2 separate regions of the Homo sapiens genome follow, and region 1 is linked to region 2. A link is a loop called in an ENCODE intact Hi-C map of the cell type or tissue named here. Cell type or tissue: OCI-LY7. All regions are shown on one strand. Links, peaks and the distances in the headings refer to the core of each region. The heading gives the core; the rest is flanking DNA.

Evidence for each region. Peaks named below come from ENCODE experiments on the same cell type or tissue, not always from the same donor. Only the 100,000 strongest peaks of a DNase experiment are listed, where the experiment ranks them.
Region 1: it touches region 2 in a loop (2.9-fold over the local background); 90 of 110 quality-filtered maps call a loop at or near these places.

Annotation. Positions count from the first base shown.
Region 1 is chr1:151,718,812-151,724,186 of GRCh38, forward strand. It overlaps RIIAD1 (regulatory subunit of type II PKA R-subunit domain containing 1), which reads left to right and starts at 2,711. Exons shown (of 5, transcript NM_001144956.3): 1 at 2,711-2,809; 2 at 3,275-3,351. The coding sequence starts at 2,726. RefSeq lists a silencer at 2,596-2,665. In OCI-LY7, for the core only: a CTCF peak has its summit at 2,999; a DNase peak (open chromatin) is centred at 2,690; H3K4me3 peaks cover 1,369 bases.
Region 2 is chr1:151,591,215-151,596,589 of GRCh38, forward strand. No RefSeq gene overlaps it. Among named protein-coding and RNA genes, the nearest start is that of SNX27, 18 kb to the right of the region's middle. RefSeq lists enhancers at 3,048-3,548, 3,549-4,049 and a cis regulatory region at 5,028-5,375. In OCI-LY7, for the core only: CTCF peaks have their summits at 3,104 (motif pointing right) and 3,310; a DNase peak (open chromatin) is centred at 3,147.

The sequences.
Region 1 (5,375 bases), core at 151-5,150, 130 kb after region 2:
TCCACTCACCTACCCCACCCCCACTGCTCCTTTCCTTGCCTTCTAATCTGATCTTGGTATTTATGGAGATGCTAAACAGATCATGTCCTCTGAGGATGGAGAAGGGGAAGACCCTATGGCCCTGTTGATCTCATTACTCTATGTCTTCTCAGCAGATCTGCCGCCCTGCTGCTCATTCAGGCTTGGGGCTAATCATATTAATTGAAATATTAAACATTCACAAAAATGAATTAAAATGAACTCCCCTCACTCCTCCTCCCAGTCAGTAATTGGGGAGACAGCTGCAGACAGCAAAATGCGTCCAGTCCTTTGCTTAGTTTGTGGTCCCCAAAGGTGTCAGTCTGAGAGAAGAGGCAGGGTTTAGAGGAGAAGAGTTGTACCACTCATCAGACTCTCCTTGCTGAGTGACGGTGAACACATCTCTGGTGTTCTTTCAGGCCATGGGATGGGAGTCCTGTGAGGTAAAGGCAGGGGAGCCCTGAGACTCAGATGCCTATTCTGGAAAGTTTCTCTCTAGGAGAGAGAGAGGCTTCCAGGATACTTTCTCTGCCCACCACCCCCAAGCTCACCCTCTTTTTTATTCCTCTGCAGTCAAAGCTAGGCTGCCCTACATAAAAAGATTATTGAATTTATAAAGGGAGAGCTCTGATCCTGGCTTTAGATTCTTAGGAAATGAGAAATGCTGGATAATTGGGATATTTTTCAGAAAGGGCAAAATGTGGTGGTATGTGTGGGCAGAGTGGCTAGTCATGAAGTACTTACTGGCTTCCCTGATTGAATACAGAGTGAAGACATCTGCAGCAGAATTTATGAGAGTGCACAAAGAATTGATTCTATAACCTTCCTGCCCTCAAGTGGCTTCCACCTCAAGTGGAAGGTAAGACAGGCCAACACAATACATAATAGTGAGTACTGAGACGCTGTTAAAAAAACAAAAAGTAGCCCCTCTCATACATGGGCATTTGGGTCATAGGATGTGATCAGTGAAGAAAGGCTTGATTGATTATCAAAGCACAAGAAGATCACAGATTGGCAGACGGAGGGTATCAATCATTTCCTACTTGGAGGTGGGGAGGTAGAGAACACTGTGCATGCCTGTGTGTGTTTGAGTGTGTAGGTTTGCTGGTCCAGGCTCTGGCATTGTCTAATATAATACAAGCCACATATATGGTTTAAAAATGTCTAGTAGCCATATATAAAAGCAAAAAGAAACAAGAGAAATTACTTTTAATAATAAATGTTATTTAACCTGATATATCCAAAATACTATTTCAACATGTAAATCAATTACATGTTATTAATGAGATTTTTTTCATACCAAGCCTTCAAAATCCTGTGTGTATTTTATATTTGCTGCACATTTAACACCTACAGCCACTTTTCAAGTGTTCAAGAGCCACAGGTGGCTTGTGGTGACTGTACTGGCTGGCACAGCTCTGGAGGTGCCACCACCAGCTTCTCTGGAGGGAGTATGGGGAGAAAAGACAGATCTTGGCCAAGAGGAACCATTATCTCTGGTTAACCTCTTGCTCCTGCCGGGAAAAAAAAAATCACTTCTGACAGATGGCAGCTTATCTCTCTCTCACTCTATTAACTCTCTCTCTTAAAAAAAGACAATCAACCAAAATGATCACTAACCAAGATGGGGTTCCTGGGAAGTGGCTTGTAGCCCACTACCTAATTTACTTCTTGTGGTTTTCCCTGGCTTGGGAACTGCCAACACTTTCACTTCTTTTCCTCAGTCTTTGCTGGAAAGGACAGAAGCAGACCAATGATAACCCCTCCACGGCCAGGGCCTAATGCTGAGCTTGTTTCTCATGGTATTTTCTTGCTCCTTAGGGCAGTTGTTCACAAATCTGAAAAGACAGCCTCCCTTTTTTCTCCTGCTTCTCAGAAGGCCTCTGCTGAGCACGATCTCTGTGGGGGTAGGAGCTCGGCATGTGTGTATTGACAGACAGGCTCATGCCCTTTCTCGTGGCTATTTTCAGCTCTCTGGCTTTATGTTTCACTTTCTCTTCTTAATTAGATACTAGAAGAACAAATCTTGAAGACCAAATTCCCTTTCTCCTCCCGTATTCAGTTGGGAGTGGAATAAAATAATTTAGAATTTATGAGGAGCCCAGGGTGAAGAGAAAGTTAATCTACACAAAAAAGTCAGTCCAAGAGGGGGAAATTCTGGCAGAATGTCCCCCAGGTCCTTTCCAGCATCTTTAGTCGGACAGAACGTTCCTTCCTTTGCAGAACTCAGCTCACTCTATGTTCTGGGGTGCTTCCACGTTGTTTGAAGAATCCACGGCTCCAGTGTCGAATGTGTACCGGACAGAGGGACGGGTTGGCTTCTGGGACAGTGGAAAGGGAAGAAGCTTGGGTTCTCTTTCCCCAGTACTAGGCTTCCTCTAGCTTCTGTCCAAGTGAGGGAGTCTGGAAGCAGATTCGGGGAGACCTTTTTTCCTGTTTTACTCTAGAGCTAACAAAAAAACCCTGAAGTTGGGTGGGGTCAAAAAGGGCTCATTCCACATACAATTAAGTCCAGAAATCAGTCCCCCAATCCGGGAAAGGCGATCCTTTAGAGACCCACCCCCCAAGCCCCCGCCCCGGAGCTCACCCCTCAGTTCCCTCAGCCCCTAGCCCCTGCTTCGCTGAAGGGGCCGGGCTTGGGGGCAGGGCGGGGCCGGGGGCGGGGCCTCGCCGGCTCGCGGCCGGTCGCCTTGACGACCGCAGCAAGATGGAGACGCTGCCAGGCTTGCTGCAGCGGCCCGACCCCGGGGCGCTTAGCGCAGCGCAGCTGGAGCAGCTGCGAAAATTCAAGGTGGGTGCGCCCGCGCCCCCATCCAGCGTCCACCAAAGTGTAGCTGCCCCAGGACTGGGGCCCCAGACTGGGAAGAGAGCCGCCGAGAGAAGGGGAGCGGGAGCCTGTTCCCTGATAAAGTGGGGAGGGCGCAGGGGAGACCCCCGGCGGACCTCTAGGCGTCTGATCCCAGCACAGAGCGCGACGGGCATCTGAGAGTGCAGGAAGAACTAACTCAGGGACTCGGCCAGAGAAATGGGCCGAAATTACTGCCAGACACATCCGACCTTAGTAAAGGCCCCTCATCCTGAACAAGCGGCAGAATGATATTTTATCTGTAAGAAGATGGGTGGCTTAAACTTTCAAGCATCCTGGGGAAAGACTTGGGTTAAATGCGCACGCCGTTTCCCGCAGCCCTTCACATCTCCAGGGCTGAACCCTGAATCTGTCTCCTAATGGAAGTGACCCTTTGTTCTTGCCCCCCAGATTCAGACTCGGATTGCTAACGAAAAGTACCTAAGGACCCACAAAGAAGTAGAGTGGCTCATAAGTGGTTTCTTCAGGTAGGTGGTTTTCCAGGCTCTGGGATTTGTGGCACGCAGGGTTTTCTTCGTTATCTCTAGAGGTTTCCTTCAGTTATCTCTAAATTCTTAAAAATATGTCTATTCATTTACTTTAACCATAAGGATAAATACATACCTTATGACACTTGGAAGAGGGAATTTGGCGTTGCGAAACCCAACAGCCATCCACTGGGTGTAGAACACTATTCTCAACCATAGGAGCTTAACAAAATCACTAGTTGAACTTAAAACAAAAATCAGTTGTCTGGTTGGCCCTTCCCTACTTGAAAACATTACTGTAGAAAAATTCCAAGGGTTGGAAGCCACTCTTTTCTTGGGGAAGAGAAGACAATTTACCAGCGTATCCTGGAATATGTTCTTTCCTTCCCCCACCCTCCTTTCAGCCTGGCATTTGCTTGAATGGAAACATATCCTAATGGGATGAAGAAGGAGAATTAAAAAAATAAATCACGGAGCATCAGTGGATGAAAACAATAGAGCTATCTCAAATGCTGTTTGGTTATAGACAAATAGACAAGGTTTAAATAATTATAATGGCACCCATCTCCAGGCATTGTGCTGTTCCCCTACATTAGCACTTACCACACTGTATTGTAATTGAGCTGTCAATCTTCTGTTACTGGTCCAAAGCTCCGAGCTTGTGGAGTGTGTTTGTGTTCTCAGTGCCCACGCAGTGTGTGGCATCTTGGAACACTTTTGCTGATCCTCCCAGCACCTCCACAAAAGACAGGTGATTGTCATTTTTATTTTATAAGTGAGAAAATTTAAGCTTAGAAAGGTGAAGTACCTTCCCAAAGTTGCTGAACCAGGATTCAAACCCCTGGTTTTCCCACTGTATTGTGCTGTAAGCAGTCGGTCCCCATTTCCCCTCTGGACTGTGTGCTTATAGCCAGAGGTGGGCCCTCCCTTGTCTTCTCAAAAGTTGGCGAGGTCAGGCAAGGTGGCTCATGCCTGTAATCCCAGCACTTTGGGAGGCCGAGGCGGGTGGATCACCTGAGGTCGGGAGTTCGAGACCAGCCTGACCAACATGGTGAAACCCCGTCTCTACTAAAAATACAAAATTAGCCAGGCGTGGTGGCACATGCCTGTAATCCCAGCTACTTGAGAGGCTGAGGCAGGAGAATCGCTTGAACCCAGGAGGCAAAGGTTGCAGTGAGCTGGGATTGCTCCATTGCACTCTAGCCTGGGCAACAAGAGCAAAACTCCATCGCAAACAAACAAAAAAAAGTTGGCCAGGCAGATGCGTTGGCTCACGCCTGTGATCCCAGCACTTTGGGAGGCTGAGAGGGGTGGATCACTTGAGGCCAGGAGTTCGAGACCTGCCTGGCCAACATGAGGAAACCCTGTCTCTACTAAAAATACAAAAATTAGTCAGGCGTGGTGGCACGTGCCTGTAATCCCAGCTACCTGGGAGACTGAGGCAGGAGAATCGCTTAAACCTGGGAGGCAGAGGTTGCAGTGAGCCGAGATTGCGCCACTGCACTCCAGCCTGGGCGACAGAGCAAGATTCTATCTCATGAAATAAAAATTAAAAAAACTCACTATTCATATTATAGACGTTTCTCCAAGTGGCAACAAATTCTCAGAGGGCAGATAGGGGAAGGAAACAGAGAAAACTGAAACCTATCCAGTTATGAAGGTTGGCCAGGGATAAGCCTTGGGCAAAAGAGAGTTTAGGGATCCTCTGTCAATATCAGACCTGAGGATCAGGCCGTCACCTTTTGCAACTTTTCTTCTAAAGGGAAATAAGATGATATCGTTCCTATCCTGGGGAGCTTGCTCTCCAAGTTAGTAGTAGTTCCAGCAGAGAGATTGGGGATAGAAGTTAAAAGCTGAAACTAAATCAACATTTGCATTGCTCACAAACAACAGGATTAGAATGCTTGGGGTTGATGAATAAGAATGAGTTGTTTCAGTCACCTGTCAGAGATGGCCTTGATTCTCTCTTTGTCCAGGAACAGTTTCCAGGAGCAGCCTGGGTATCTGAGACTGGCTGCTGTGGG
Region 2 (5,375 bases), core at 232-5,231:
TTCGTGAAGCCCTCCCAGAATTCTCAAGCCTGTGTTGTGTTCCCTTTCTGCTCAACACAGATCATCTGTATTACCCTGTTGTAGGATGTCATAATGTACTGTCTTCCATTATAATTCGGACTTTGCATGTGTTTGTTTCCCCAGAGAGACTGCAAGCTTTTAAAGGTCAGGGATATCTCTAATTCCACAGTGCCTAGCCCTAATAGTGCCACAAAGTAGATGGTTAATACGTGCTTACTGATTTAGAACAAGTTTATTCAATCAAGCCATCCTGGGCCGCGTCAGGATGGCTTTGAATGTGGCCCAATGCAAATTTGTAAACTTTCTTAAAACATTGAGATTCTTTTGCAGTTTTTTTTAAGCTCATTGTCTATTGTTAGTGTTAGTGTATTTTATGTGTAGTCCAAGATAATTCTTCTTCTTCCATTGTGGCCCAGGGAAGTCAAAAGATTGAACAGCCCTGATTTAGAAGAAACCTGTATTTTTTTCATCATAAAGAGGCATTTCTGTTTGTTTTTTTTTTTAAATTATTGTTTTCATTTTCTTTCTTAGTTGGCCCTAGGGAATGAGGAAGAGACAGATTCTGGGACCAATATCCTCCTTACGGGAGAGTCAAATGCCAGCTATTATCATTGCCATCAGCAATAAATAATCTTATTCATGCATTCATTCACTTGTTCTTGTATTCAGTCATTCAACAATAGGGGAATAGTGTAGCATAGAGTTTAAGGAGTTAGCATGGGCTTTGGATCTTGCTCATAATCTTAGATATGTTACTGGCCATACTAGTTTGGAAAAGTTATTTAAGCTCTCTAAGCCTTAATTTCCTAATCTATAAAACCAAAATAATAATGCCTATCTAATAAGAACATTTACCAAGTGCTTACATGCACTGTCATTTAATCCCCATTTTACAGATGAGGGATTGAGACATAGTAAGTCACTTGTCCAAGGATGCACAGGTAGAAAGTGTCAAACCAGTTCTAGGTCATAGGTGATTCGATTCCAGAGCACTTGTGCTTAGTGCCATGCCTGACAATCTCATGGGTGTGGCAGTGGCCAGCACAAAGCCATATGAGGGGATCCTATGTGGCACGTTTGGCATGTAGCACATGCTAAATATGTTAATAATTGTCAATAAGTATTTTTTGGCCCAGCACAGTGGCTCATGCCTATAATCCCAACATTTTGGGAGGCCGAGGCGGGCATTTTACCTGAGGTCAGGAGTTCAAGACCAGCCTGGCCAACATGGTGAAACCCCATCTCTTCCAAAAATACAAAAATTAGCTGGGTGTGGTGGCATGTGCCTGTAATCCCAGTTACTCAGGAGGCTAAGGCAGGAGAATTGCTTGAACCTGGGAGGCAGAGGTTGCAGTGAACTGAGATCACGCCATCGCACTCCAGCCTGGGCAACAAGAGTGAAACTCCATCTCAAAAACAAATAATAAATAAATAATAACTAAATAAATAATTTTTTTTAGCATTCAATGTCAGAGAAGATATAGGGCATGGCTTTGAGGATGTGAAGAGGAAAAGATACACAGACTCTGCTCTCAAGTTGCCACCAGTCTAGTAGTGCCACCAGACACTGGTGTAAACCAAAAATAAAAATCTAAGCCTCCCCAACTATCTGAATGGACCCGTCTTCTCAGCCAAGGGCATTCCAAAGTTAACCTGAAAAACTAGTTCAGGTCCTGATTAGAAGCAGGAGCTGGACATACCTCATCATAACCCTCATCCCTTTTGGAATTACTGATGGAACAGACTCTTTAAGTCTGATAAGAAACATTTACAATCTATTGTTTCTGAAGCCTGCTACCTGGAGGCTTCATCTGTATGATAGAAGGTTGGTCTCACAATCCCTTATCTTGACTCAGATATTCCTTTCTATTGATTCTAATTCTATTGATTCCTGACATAGCACTCAGGAGATCCTGAGAACATGTGCCCAAGGTGGTCAGGCCACAACTTGGTTTTACACATTTTAGGGAGACATAAGGCATCAATCAGTACATGTAAGGATGTACATCGGTTTAGTAAAGAAAGGTGGGACAACTGGAAGGGGGTTGGGGGAGCTTCCAGGTCATAGGTAGATTCAAAGCTTTTCTGACTGGCAATTGGTTGAAAGAGTTAAGTTACTGTCTAAAGACTTGGAATCAGCTGGGTGCTTACATGTACTGATTGATGCCTTATGTCTCCCTAAAATGTGTAAAACCAAGTTGTGGCCTGACCACTTTGGGCACATGTTCTCAGGATCTCCTGAGTGCTATGTCACAGGCCATTGGTCCCTCATATTTGACTCAGAATAAATCTCTTCAAATATTCTATAGTTTGTCTCTTTTCATTGACACTTGTATGCCAAGAGGCAGACAATCATAAACTACCACTGCTAAAAGAAACCTTAGAAAGCATCCGATCCAACTCCCTCATTTGACAGATGAGTAAACCGAGGCCCAATGGCGGGGGTGGGGGAGTGAATTACTTTAGGTTGAAATTTGGACAAAAATCTAGATCTACACTGGAGTGCAGTGTCCTTGACCTAAGGAAAGTTCAAAAAGCGGCAGAGAGATGGTCCCTATCCGAGGCCTGCGTGCACTTACAAAGTAGCTTCCTGGGGAAGCAGAAGCGGTTTGGGGAGGGGGCGGGCCAGGGGAGTGGCTGACGGGGAGAGCTCAGCCTTTAGCCAGACCCTCCGGGATCCCCTGGGATCACTTGGCTCACTCGAGTACACAACCCTTTTGCATCTTGTGTACTTCTAAATTTCAAATGGTGACTTCCTCTCCCTTCCCTGTCTTTTAATAAGGGTGTGGGGTAGCGGGGAGATTCTATTCCTGTCTACTTCTCTAACTGTTGCAGGTTCTTAGCTGAAGGACCCAATCTCTCTGATCCTCAGGCTCCTTCAAAACAAAACAAAACAAAACAAAACAAAACAAAACAAAACAAAACGAGAAACCAGAAAAGTAGGGGATGGACTAAGTTCCCTTTTAGCTCTAAAATTCCATGGGTCTTCGGAGGGGAAGACAATGCTTTCAGAGCACGTTTAGCCGGTGAACCTGAAAACGAGGATTTTTTTCATTTGCGAAGTGGAGGTACTCCTGCGCGCCCAGGATGCAGCCACTAGAGGGCAGCAAGTCTTCCAGCACCTGTGCAGGTGGCCGCCGCCGGGCCCCACAGGAAGACAAGCAAGTTGTCTCTTCAGACCTGCCTGGGTCTCTGTAGTTTTCATGTTGTAAATCCTAAACTCAGTTCTTTAGCAAAGAGCAGCCAGCCAAATTAGGATGAGATGAGGGAGCCATTTTGTAAATTAGGCCTAGCACCAGAAGGATAAAAAAAGAGGCCTAAAAAGATACTGGATTCTAGGAAAGCAAATATTTTATGAAAAATTGAAAATGTGTCCGTGTCCTAGTTTAGTCTGCCTTACAGCTCACATCATCAGAGGCAGAGTTTTGAGAAGAACTGGGAGCATTTTAGGCCGGCTGCAGTGGCTCACACCTGTAATCCCAGCACTTTGGGAGGCCGAGGTGGGCGGATCACTTGAGGTCAGGAGTTCAAGACCAGCTTGGGCAACATGGCAAAACCCTGTCTCTACTAAAAATACAAAAAAATTAGCCGGGCATGATGGTGCATGCCTGTAGTCCCAGCTACTTGGGGGGCTGAGGTGGGAGGATCGCTTGAGTCCAGGAGGTTGAGGCTGCAGTGGGCTGAGATCGTGCCACAGCACTCCAGCCTGAGTGACAAAGTTAAACCTTGTCTCAAAACAAACAAACAAACAGACAGACAAAAACAAAAAACAAAAAACAAAACCCAAAAAACAGAAAAGAACTGGGAGCATTTTAAGACTGGTAAAAATTTTGGTAGACTGAAAGGTGATTGAAAAAAAACTAATTTGTAAGGCTCATGTGTTAGACCAGCTTTTCCTAGAGTTCCTTGGGAAGTTTCAGTTCATTTTGCTCATGCTTGTTTGTTTGTTTGTTTGTTTATCTTTGAGACAGAATCTCACTGTGTTGCCCAGACTGGAGTGCAGTGGCGCGATCTTGGCTCACTGCAACCTCCGCCTCCTGGGTTTAAGTGATTCTCCTGCCTCAGCCTCCTGGGTAGCTGGGATTACAGGCACGTGCCACCATGCCTGGCTAATTTTTGTATTTTTAGTAGAGATGGGGTTTCACCACGTTGGTCAGGCTGGTCTCCAACTCCTGACCTCATGATCCACCCACCTCAGCCTCCCAAAGTGCTGAGATTACAGGCATGAGCCACCGCGCCCGGCCTGCTCATGTTTAATAAGCCCTTACTCAGGAAGAATTGGTTCTGGAAGTTTCCAGAAAGTCCACCAAACCATACACTTATTTTTTTTTTTTCTGGAGAGGATGAAATAACCAGAATTATTACATATCCACTGAATAAAAGAGCACCAACCTGGGCTCCTTAAGGGGATAAAAGGAAGGACAGGACAGGTACGGTGGCTCACACCTATAATCCCAGCACTTTCGGAGGCTGAGGCAGATCACTTGAGGTCAGGAGTTCGAGATCAGCCTGGCCAAAATGGCAAAACCTCATCTCTACTAAAAATACAAGAATTAGCCGGGCGTGGTGGTGCATGCCTGAATCCCAGCTACTTGGGAGGCTGAGGCAGGAGAATCGCTTGAACCTGGGAGACGGAGTTTGCAGTGAGCCGAGATGGCACCACTGCACTCCAGCCTGGATGACAGAGGGAGACTCTGTCTCAAAAAAAAAAAAAAAAGGTAGGACAGGAAGCTCAGTGAGGGTGGCAAGGAGGGCTGGGTGCTGGCCTGGCTCATCCTACCATGATGAGGTCAAGTGGCCCCTTCACCTCTCTGAGTCTCGGTTCCCTCCTCTGTCAAATGGCAGGTTCTTCAGAGCTCCAATCAGCAATAATGACATTTCAAATCAACGCAGCTTCCCAAAAGATTCCAGATGACCTGTCCAATGGCCTTTCCAAATGTAGAAGGCCTGGATCCCTTGAGAAGACAGTTCTCACTAGCAGATTATAATCTTGTAGAAGATCTAGAACACTCATGGAACAAAGAGTTAAGGATATCATCTTCATCTAGAAAAATAGTGTTGCTTACTCAGCAGCAATAGGACTAGAACTTCAATTTGTTTTTGCCTTCCTTCTCCCTGGGCCACGGAGGGGTCATGGTCGGGATTAAGCTGCCTGTGGCTTTACTCGTTCAGTCTCATTTCTGGACCTCTGCTACCTTGCCAGTTGTTTCTGAGACACACCATGTCCTTCTTCACCTCTCTGCCTTTCCATGTGTGCTTCCTTCGGCCTGAAATTCTTTTCCCTGCCTTATCCTTCTGAGAAGCTCCTAGTCATCCTTCAAAACCCCACTCAAATGACATCTGTTTGGTGAAGT